Linked DNA regions of Homo sapiens: region 2 is linked to region 1. A link is a loop called in an ENCODE intact Hi-C map of the cell type or tissue named here. Cell type or tissue: K562. All regions are shown on one strand.

Region 1 (5,000 bases):
TCCCCCTCGTCTTGGCCCTACAGCCCCAGCTGGGCACTAAACTCGGGCCACGGCGGGGCGAGCGAGGCGGGCTCCGGAGGAAGCTGACGGCTGATGATGGCTCAGTCCAACATGCTCCCCGTGGCTGATGTGTTGAGTCAAAATGAACTGCGCAAAAAGCTATACCAGACATTTAAGGATCGGGGTATACTGGAAACACTCAAGATACAACTTCGAAACCAGCTAATTCATGAGTTAATGCACCCTGTATTGAGTGGAGAACTGCAACCTCAGTCCATTTCAGTGCAAGGGAGCTCCCTCTTAATAAGTGCCTCTAACTCTTTAGTGGCAGATCACTTACAAAGATGTGGCTGTGAATATTCACTTTCTGTTTTCTTTCTAGAAAGTGGTTTGGCAAAAGAAAAGGTATTTACTATGCAGGATCTATTACAACTCATTAAAATCAACCCTACTTCCAGTCTGTACAAATCACTGGTTTCAGGAGCTGATAAAGAAAACCAAAAAGGTTTTCTTATGCATTTTTTAAAAGGATTGGCAGAATATCATCAAGCTAAAGAAAGTTGTAATATGGAAACTCAGACAAGTTCGACATTTAGCAGAGATTCTCTGGCTGAGAAGCTTCAGCTTATTGATGATCAGTTTGCAGATGCTTACCCTCAGCGTATCAAGTTTGAGTCTTTAGAAATAAAGCTAAATGAATATAAGAGAGAAATAGAAGAGCAACTTCGGGAAGAAATATGTCAAAAGTTGAAGTTTTTTAAAGATACCGAAATAGGAAAAATTAAAATGGAAGCAAAAAAAAAGTATGAGAAGGAATTAGCCGTGTTCCAGAATGATTTTGAGAAAGCTTGTCAAGCAAAATCTGAAGCCCTTGTTATTCGGGAAAAGAGCACCCTTGAGAGAATTCAAAAGCACCAAGAGATTGAAACAAAAGAGATTTATGCTCAAAGGCAACTTTTACTAAAAGATATGGATTTGCTAAGAGGAAGAGAAGCAGAGCTGAAGCAAAGAGTTGAAGCTTTTGAACTGAACCAGAAGCTCCAGGAAGAAAAACATAAAAGTATGACTGAGGCACTTAGGAGACGGGAGCAGAATATAAAGAGTTTTGAGAAGACCTATGACCAAAAACTCAAGAATGAACTCCTAAAGTATCAACTTGAACTAAAGGACGACTACATCATTAGAACTAATCGACTGATTGAAGATGAAAGGAAGAATAAAGAAAAAGCTGTTCATTTGCAAGAGGAGCTCATAGCTTTTAATTCAAAAAAGGAGGAACTCAATCAATCTATAAATCGCATGAAAGAACTTGAGCTTGAATTAGAGTCTGTCAAAGCCCAGTCTTTGGCAATAACAAAACAAAACCATATGCTGAATGAAAAGGTTAAAGTGATGAGTGACTATTCACTACTAAAAGAAGAGAGACTGGAGCTTCTGGCACAAAATAAATTACTTAAACAACAACTGGAAGAGAGTAGAAATGAAAACTTGCGTCTCCTAAACCGCCTAGCTCAGCTGGCTCCTGAACTTGCGGTCTTTCAGAAAGAACTAAGGAGAGCAGAAAAGGCTACAGTGGTTGAGCATGAGGAGTTCGAAAGCCGCAAACAAGCTCTGCACAAACAACTGCAAGATGAAATTGAGCATACTACACAGTTGAAGGCCCAGATACTAGGTTACAAAGTTTCCATAAAGAGGTTAACTATTCAGGTTGCCGATTTAAAATCGCAATTGAAGCAAACTCAGACAGCCCTAGAGAATGAAGTGTACTGCAATCCAAAGCAGTCTGTGATCCATCATTCTGCCAATGGATTAATAAATGGCAACATGGTGCTTCACAATGGTGAGATAAGTGGGGATTTCTTGAACAATCCTTTTAAACAGGAAAAAGTTCTAGCAGGTACGGTTGCATCAAGGATCACAAATTATCCAAATGCAGGGATGGAGGGTAGTTCCCCTGATTCTGACCTTGAGTTTGTCGCCAATACTAATGCAAGGGTCAAACAGCTTCAGCAAGAGGCGGAACGCTTGGAAAAGGCTTTCAGAAGTTACCATCGGAGAGACATTAAAAACTCTGCCAAAGGCCCACTACCAGCAAAGAGCCCACCATCTCTGCACTTGCTGGAAGCCTTCAAAAACATTACTTCCAGTTCCCCGGAAAGACGTATTTTTGCAGAGGACAGAGTTGTCTCTGAGCAGCCTCAAGTGGGCACACTTAAAGAAGAAAGGAATGACATCTTGGAAGCCCTGACAGGCAGTGCAGCCTCAAGGCTATGCGGGGGCACTTCCTCCAGACGCCTCTCCTCCACACCCCTTCCAAAAGCAAAAAGAAGCCTTGAAAGTGAAATATATCTGGAAGGTCTGGGCAGATCACACATTGCTTCCCCCAGTCCTTATCCTGACAGAATGCCCCCGCCATCACCCGCTGAGTCTAGGCACAACCTCTCCATCCCTCCCTTCTCCAGCCCTCCGGAGCAGAAAGCGGGTCTTTACTGGAGACAAAATGAACTTCAAGACAAAAGTGAATTTTCAGATGCGGACAAGCTAGCTTTTAAGGATAACGAGGAATTTGAATCATCTTTTGAATATGCACGGAATGTGCCAAGGCAGTTTGAAATGGATGGGCCCTCTCCTGCCGGGGATATGCTTCATATGGGCGCAGCTGTAGCTGCTGTGCCCCTCTCATATCAGCACCCAAGTGTAGATCAGAAACAAATTGAAGAACAAAAGGAAGAAGAAAAAATATGGGAACAGCAAGTGAAAGAACGAAAGCAGAGAGAAGAAAGAAGGCAGAGTAACCTACAAGAAATTTTAGAAAGGGAAAGAAGAGAACTAGAAAAACTGTATCAGGAAAGGAGGATGACTGAAGAATCACTGAAGATTGAAATGGAAAATGAATTAGAAATGAGTAATCAAGAAATGAAAGACAAATCTGCTCACAGTGAAAATCCTTTAGAGAAATACATGAAAATCATCCAGCAAGACCAGGAGTCGGCAGATAAGAGCTCAAAAAAGATGGTCCAGGAAGGCTCCCTAGTGGACACACTGCAATGTAGTGACAAAGTCGAAAGTTTAACACGCTTTTCTCATGAAGAACCAGATGACTCTTGGTAACCATGTTTGCTGCCCAGCTTCTAACTTACATACCATGAGAAATTACATAACATTTACTCCTTTGTAAATGTTTCTCTATCAACAGATAAAACTCTGAATAAAAATGTGTAATCCAAAAAAAAAAAAAAGAAAGAAACTACAAATGTTTTCGTATTATCAATTTCATGTGGTGCAAGCTAGTATATGTGCAGCACTAAGAATACTGTGTGGCAAATAGTAGGCACTTAATAAAAATTAGAATGAATGAATATCATAGAAATTTGTGTACCTGTTTATACTGAGAGCAGGGCAGTTATCTAGCACAGGATTAGATGCATTTTGACCATACTAATGAAAGTATTAAATTTAAAAAGTAAATGGTCCAAATAAAATAATAAAAGTAAATCATCCAAATAACATTAAATACTGAATTAGCAGGCTCAATATTTATTAAATCTCTACATTTTGACATAAATGAAGGTGGCAGCTCTTTCACTTTAAAAATTGAAACTTCAGCTGGGCACACCTATAGTCCCTGCTACTTGGGAGGCTGAGGTGGTTAAGATCATTTGGCCGGGCACGTGGCGCACGCCTATAATCCCAGCAGGGAGGCCAAGGCAGGTGGATCACCTGAGGTCAGGAGTTCGAGACCAGCCTGACTAACGTGGTGAAACCCTGTCTCTACTAAATACAAAAAATTAGCCAGGTGTGGTGGCATATGCCGATAATCCCAGCTACTTGGGAGGTTGAGGCAGGAAAATTGCTTGAACCCAGGAGGTGGAGGTTGCAGTTAGCCAAGATCACACCATTGCACTCCACCCTGGGCAACAAGAGCGAAACTCAGTCTCAAAAAAAAGAAAAGATTGTTTGAGGCCAGGAGTTCAAAAACAGTCTGAGCAATATAGCAAAATTCCATCTCTAAAAAGAAATAATTAATAAATTAAAATTTAAAACTAAAAACTTTATAAAGATCAACTTGTCCCAATTTTGTGATTTTAAAAAGCCATGTTCAGTAAAAACGAATCTAAGCCATTACTTTTCTCAGATTCTATTCATTCATAGTCATAAATCACCTCCTATGTTTCAGATACTATGCTAGAACAGTATCATTGAGTAATGGCCTCTGTATAATATGTTTTAAATATTATATTATGTGCAATGCAAAAAAAGTTTAAAAAGGATTTGTTTACTACATTACCTGTTTTAATATGAAGTGGGGGAAGAACATTCACATGATGAGGGGGCAAAATGCAAAGCTGCTGATTGGTGAAATAGGCAGCCATGAAACGAGCCATGGACTGGACGACTCTCACTGCTGCCTCAGGATGAACACCGCCCACCATTCCACACTCAAAATGAGACTTTGCAGCACCTAAGGAATACAGCAATGACCTAAGAAGATTGTGATCAACTACCAAAAGTAATAATATTTAAGTTCCCAACATTATACAAAAAGAAAATTGCAATACCTTTTTTTCTGAGATAAGCACCCATGGCCAATACAAGCTGAATTATAATAGGTACCGTACTTCTTAAAGACAATAAAACCAGAAACAATTACAATTGACCCTTGAACTTCACGGGTTTGAACTGCATAAATCCACTTATATATACAGATTTTTTTTCCATAAATGTACTAGAAAATGTTTTGGAGATTTGTGACAATTTGAAAAAATTTGTAGGCATACCACATAACCTAGAAATATCAATAAAAAAAGAAAAAGGTATGTCATCAATATAAAAAATATATGTAAATAATTATTTTATCATTTAGTACCATAAAATACATATAAACTATAAAAAGTTAAAATTTATCAAAATTGGCTGGGTACAGTGGCTTACACCTATAATCCCAGCACTTTGGAAGGCCAAGGTGGGCTGATCTCTTGAGCTCAGGAGTTTGAGACCAG
Region 2 (5,000 bases), 470 kb before region 1:
ATGGACGGAGTGCTGAGGCTGAAGGGCAGCACCGCTGCTCACTTCAAAACATTTTCTAAAAGTCCACTTGGACTGACAGCTAGAATTCAAAAAATAAAAATTAAAAATTACCCATGCTAAATCATGAATACTAGCAGTAGCCTGCCACTTATGAAGCACCTACTAAGTGCCAGCCGTCATTCTACAGGCATTACCTCTATCAACTCATTTAATCCTTATACTTATCCTATGATTATTAAATAGATACTGTTATCATCTCTTTCTCACAATTAAGGAGACAGAGGCACAGAAATGTTAAGTAATATGCCCAGTGTCACCCAGCTAGAAAGTGCTACAGTCAGCATATGAACTCCAGAAGTCTGGGAGAGACTGCACCCTTAGCCACTATATTATATGAAAAGAAAAATATGAACAAAGACAACCATCCTACTGAAAATAGAAAGATGGAACGAACAAGCTTATTTTTCCAAATTCTCTTGAGCAATTATTGAAAATGTTTTGTTTACTATGAAAGAGTTTTAACATTTTGGGGTTCCAAACTATGAAATAACGGCATATAGATTGAGTTAAACATTGGCACGATGGCAGCCCTGCGCTGAGGAGGTATACGGGAAAACAATGCAAAACAAAACACAAGCATATGCACCTCGAATCCACCCGGCAAGAACACAAATGGCAGGGAAGAGAACGCGAGCCTCTTCTCTTCCCTACCCAACACCTGTTCCTCTTACCAGATGGGAACCTGCTTCCTGTTCCCGGAAGGCGATAGAAGGCCCCCAGATCCAGGTGGAGCCAGCAGCTCCCCCACCACTTGGAGGCAGCCAGGCAGTTTCTTGGCACAGATCTACAGTGAACAGAAATGTCAGTCCCAGGTAAAGGGTGCGGGAGTGGCCGGGAGGCAGGAGTGCTGTCACAAACTGCTCTTTGGCATCAGCATCTCCCACCCAGGAAGAAGAGGCTGCGGACACGCTCTCTTCTAGTGCTGCTGGAGGCCCAGGGCAATAGAAAACAGTAAGTCCAGGAGGAATTGGCAGAAAAAGTGAGTAGGCCAGTAAGCCTCCACCTCTCCTTCTCCACATCTTAGGATGGTTCCTGGTAGCATAGGCCAGTGGCCATGGGATGAGCTTTAGTGTTAGACTGAACCTCGGATCAAATGCCAGGTGTGCCACTTTCTGGCTATGAGACCTTGCAAAAGTCATTTAACCTCCTTCTACTTTGTTCACCACTACCTTCATCCTCTTCCTGGTTGCCTTGAGATCAAGTCTACGCTTTTTATTTTATTTTATTTTATCTTATTTATTTTTTTGAGACAGGGTCTCACTCTGTCACCCAGGCTGGAGTACAGTCACACAAACACAGCTCACTGCAGCCTCAATCCCCTGGGTTCAAGCCATCCTGCCAACTTCATCCTCCCAAGTAGCTGGGACCACAGGCATGTGCCACCGCACCCAGCTAATTTTTTCTTTCTTTCTTTCTTTTTTTTTTTTTTTGGAGAGATGGCGTTTCACCATGTTGTCCAGGCTAGTCTCAAACTCCTGGGCTCAAGTGATCCTTGTGCCTCAGCCTCCCAAAGTGCTGTGATTACAGGCATGAGTCACTGCACCCAGTCTAAACATCCTCTGAACTAAGCTTTTTATAATCCATAGGTTCAGGCACCTGCTTACCTCTTCAGCCTCATTTCTCGTCCCATATCTATATTCCAGGGACCATTCTAGTTCTCACCTCTGGACCTTGCTCATTCTGTTCCTTCTGCCTGGAACACTTCCTGCCCCTTTTTTTTTTTTTTTAAACTGATCCAACCTACTCACCTTTCAGGTCTCAGTGAATGTCACTTCCTCCAAGGAGCCTCCCTGCCTGTCTCCTCTGTGCTCTTATAGCACCAAATACTTACTCTTAGGGAACATTTATAACCCTACATTGTAAAGCTACATTGCAATGTAGCTGTGATGTGCACTTATAAACAAGCGCATTGTAATAGCCTGTCTGCTGCTCAGTGTATCACTATACTGTGTGCTCCTAATGGGAAGAGGACAACTTTTAACAGCACCCTATTAAACTATCGCTCTTACCTCTTTTATGTTTCTCTTTCCTGCTAGATTGTAAGCTCCACGTGGCCAAAGACTACATGTGTCTTGCCACTTTTGTATCCCCAGAGCCTAGCATATAGGCTGGGCTAGCATATAGCACAAACTTAATGAATATGGTTGACTAAAAGAATAAATAAACCTCTCTACACCTCAGTTTCCCCATCTGTAAAATGGTGTAAAACAATATTCATCTCGAGAAGTACGTATGTGAGAATTAAATGAGCATGTACAAAGCCCCTGAGACGTAGCAGAAGTCAATAAATGGCAGCTCTACCGTCCGTTCATCCATTCAGCCTACATGCATGGTTCCAATCACCCTTTAAGTCCTAGGGAAAATTTGCATTTAGCATTTTGTCCACATCCCATCTCAGAAATATAACTCTTGCCCTAAAAATCTCTAGAGAAGATGCCACACTTCTCCCTCTGGTGACTACCTGTGTTTCCGAGTCCTTTGTTAGTCAATCAGCCAATAATTATGTCAAAATCATCGACGTATGATAGATATTCAACTACAGTATTTACAGAGTTCTTCGATATCCAGAATAAGAAAATCTTGCACAGAACCATCAGAGAGTCATTTCCAAGAGTCGTTTATTCATGAGCCTCTCTCTCTCTCTCTCTGATACACACAATCTCCAGGATACTAGAAAGTTTTCAAGGGACAGTGAGTTATCCCATAGATGAATTCATTCCCCATCCACTGCGGACTCACCTGATGCGAGCTAGATGCTGAGGCAGAAAGACTAAGATAGAGACAAGATAGAGACAAAAATAGAGAACTTCCTTTGGGAGTTCCCAGTCTATTGGAAGGAACAGGCACGTAAAAAAATAATCTGCATAGTAAATGGACTGACAATGGAACGCTGGGTAGTACCGCAGGCTCCCAGAGGAGGGAGCTAGAGAACAACCTAGTCAGATCCTAAAATGGCCCCTACCAGTAGGCTCTAACAAGACTTTTTGCCACATCTTCCACCCCCTTGCTCTCATTCTGTCTCCTGTGAAGATGGAGAACAGTTCATCAGCATCTTCCTGATAATAACTGCCTCAATCCATCATAAAGGCCAGCCCTAAGGAACACAGAAGTCACCAAGTTCACGGACCCTGTCTGAATATCTCACTGTCACAGAAGTCTATAAAAGATAAGACTTGGAATCTGACCGGTTGAGCTAATGGGGGATTTCCAAGCACTAGCTATTCCACCCTTTCATAGATAAGCTCTTTGTGGGTGGTGGTGAGAACACATCATTCTATTTGTTTCTTGTGAGGGCTACTTTGAGCACTGACTTGGTCTTCATGGCACTTTATTTTATGTCCTGAAAAACAGGACCCAACTGAAATTCAGAATCATTACTAAATGCAAAGAGAGAGAGAGAAGCATGAATTATAAGTGCAATAAAATCTCATTTTTTTTTCTGTGTTGCTAATGAGGAGGAACACATTTCTTTCTGTTCTGAGCATGCTTTCAGAGGGAGGCACATGGAGGAATCCACTGCCAGAGACAGTCTTAAGAACAGGTGGCAGAACAGTCCTCGAACAGCTGTGAGCCGGGTGCTCAGAAAGGCATCTTTGACCACCTCCCTGTCGCACAAGCCCTGCTCTGGACACCAGAGTCCCTACCACAGGGAGCCTCCTGAGATACAGAGCACTGTTACTGGGGGAGGATAAACTTATGCTTCCGTCCACAGTATCACATTTCTGATGACGACTAACTACCACCCAGAACAGATCCAGATAATGAGGGGCTGGGAGACAGACCTGGTAAAATGTAAGCAATGGAATAAGCTGGCAGCAGGGAGTGCCCTCAGCTCAAACGGGGTGGTGATCCAAGGGCACAGGTCCCTGGAGAAGTGTGTTAGCTCGCTAGGGCTGCCTAACAAATACCATAGACTGGGCGGTGTAAACAACAGAAACTTACTCTCTCACAATTCTAGAGGCTAGAAGCCTGAGATGGGGTTGGTCTCTTCTGAGGCCCCTCTCCTTGGCTTGCAGGTGGCCAGGTTCTCCCTGTGTCTTCATATGGCCTTTCCTCTGTGTGTGTCTTCGTCCTAATTTCTTCTTCTTATAAGGACACCAGTGATATTGGATTAGGGCTTAATTATTTAACCTTAATTATTAACACCTCTTTAAAGGCCCCATCTCCAAATACAGTCATATTCTGAGATACTGAGAGATAGAATTTCAACTTGGGACACAAGTCAGCCCATAAGAAGGAGTGGGACAGGAAACATGGGATGAAAAAGGAGGGACGCTGCTGGAAAGCCACCAGTGCAGGCACTCACACGAGTTTGACCATATGGAAGGCTTCAGGGCAGAGATGAAGGGTCACAGCTGCCACCTCTCCACTGATGACTTTCAAACCTAATTATTCAACTATGACCGCTCCCTTGTATTCCAGTTCCACGTTTCCAATGGGCTACTGGACACGCGCCACCGGTATGTCCTGCCAACATTTTAAACAAATACAGGAAAATGCAAATAGAACTCATTTCTGATTTCTATTATTGTCATCACTAACCTTCCAGGAATTTTTCATTCCTTCCCTCTCCCTGCAAATCTAAAATATCACCAAGGCCCTTTGCTCTTGCTTTCTTGTGTCTCTTGATCCATCTCCTTTCCCCAGGCTGATGGTTACTACATCTCCTCTGGTCATTATTATCCAGACCACTGAAAATATCTCCTAACAGGCCTCATGCCTCCAGGCTCTTTCACCACCAATTCATCTACATCTACTACTCCTGGAGTAATCTTTCTAAACACTGCTATTAAAACTACCTCTGCTCTAAAACCTTCCATGTCTCCCCATTATTACTGGAAAAACTTTTAACAATACAACCTAGTATTCTAGGCCTCTATCAGTCTGGTCCCTTCTAGTCTGACAGCCTACTCTTCCCCTAAACATTCTGGGGAAAAGTG

Evidence for each region. Peaks named below come from ENCODE experiments on the same cell type or tissue, not always from the same donor. Only the 100,000 strongest peaks of a DNase experiment are listed, where the experiment ranks them.
Region 2: a loop joins it to region 1, with 5 times the contacts of the local background. A loop is called at or near these places in 2 of 110 quality-filtered maps.

What each region holds. Positions count from the first base shown.
Region 1 is chr5:37,209,271-37,214,270 of GRCh38, forward strand. CPLANE1 (ciliogenesis and planar polarity effector complex subunit 1) reads right to left here. Exons shown (of 53, transcript NM_001384732.1): 16 at 4,289-4,462. It also overlaps the pseudogene OFD1P17. Among named protein-coding and RNA genes, the nearest start is that of CPLANE1-AS1, 37 kb to the right of the region's middle. In K562, a CTCF peak has its summit at 3,028; a DNase peak (open chromatin) is centred at 3,031; H3K27me3 peaks cover 3,030 bases.
Region 2 is chr5:36,736,866-36,741,865 of GRCh38, forward strand. No RefSeq gene overlaps it. Among named protein-coding and RNA genes, the nearest start is that of SLC1A3-AS1, 14 kb to the left of the region's middle. In K562, a CTCF peak has its summit at 2,975 (motif pointing right); DNase peaks (open chromatin) are centred at 3,006 and 3,756; H3K27me3 peaks cover 529 bases.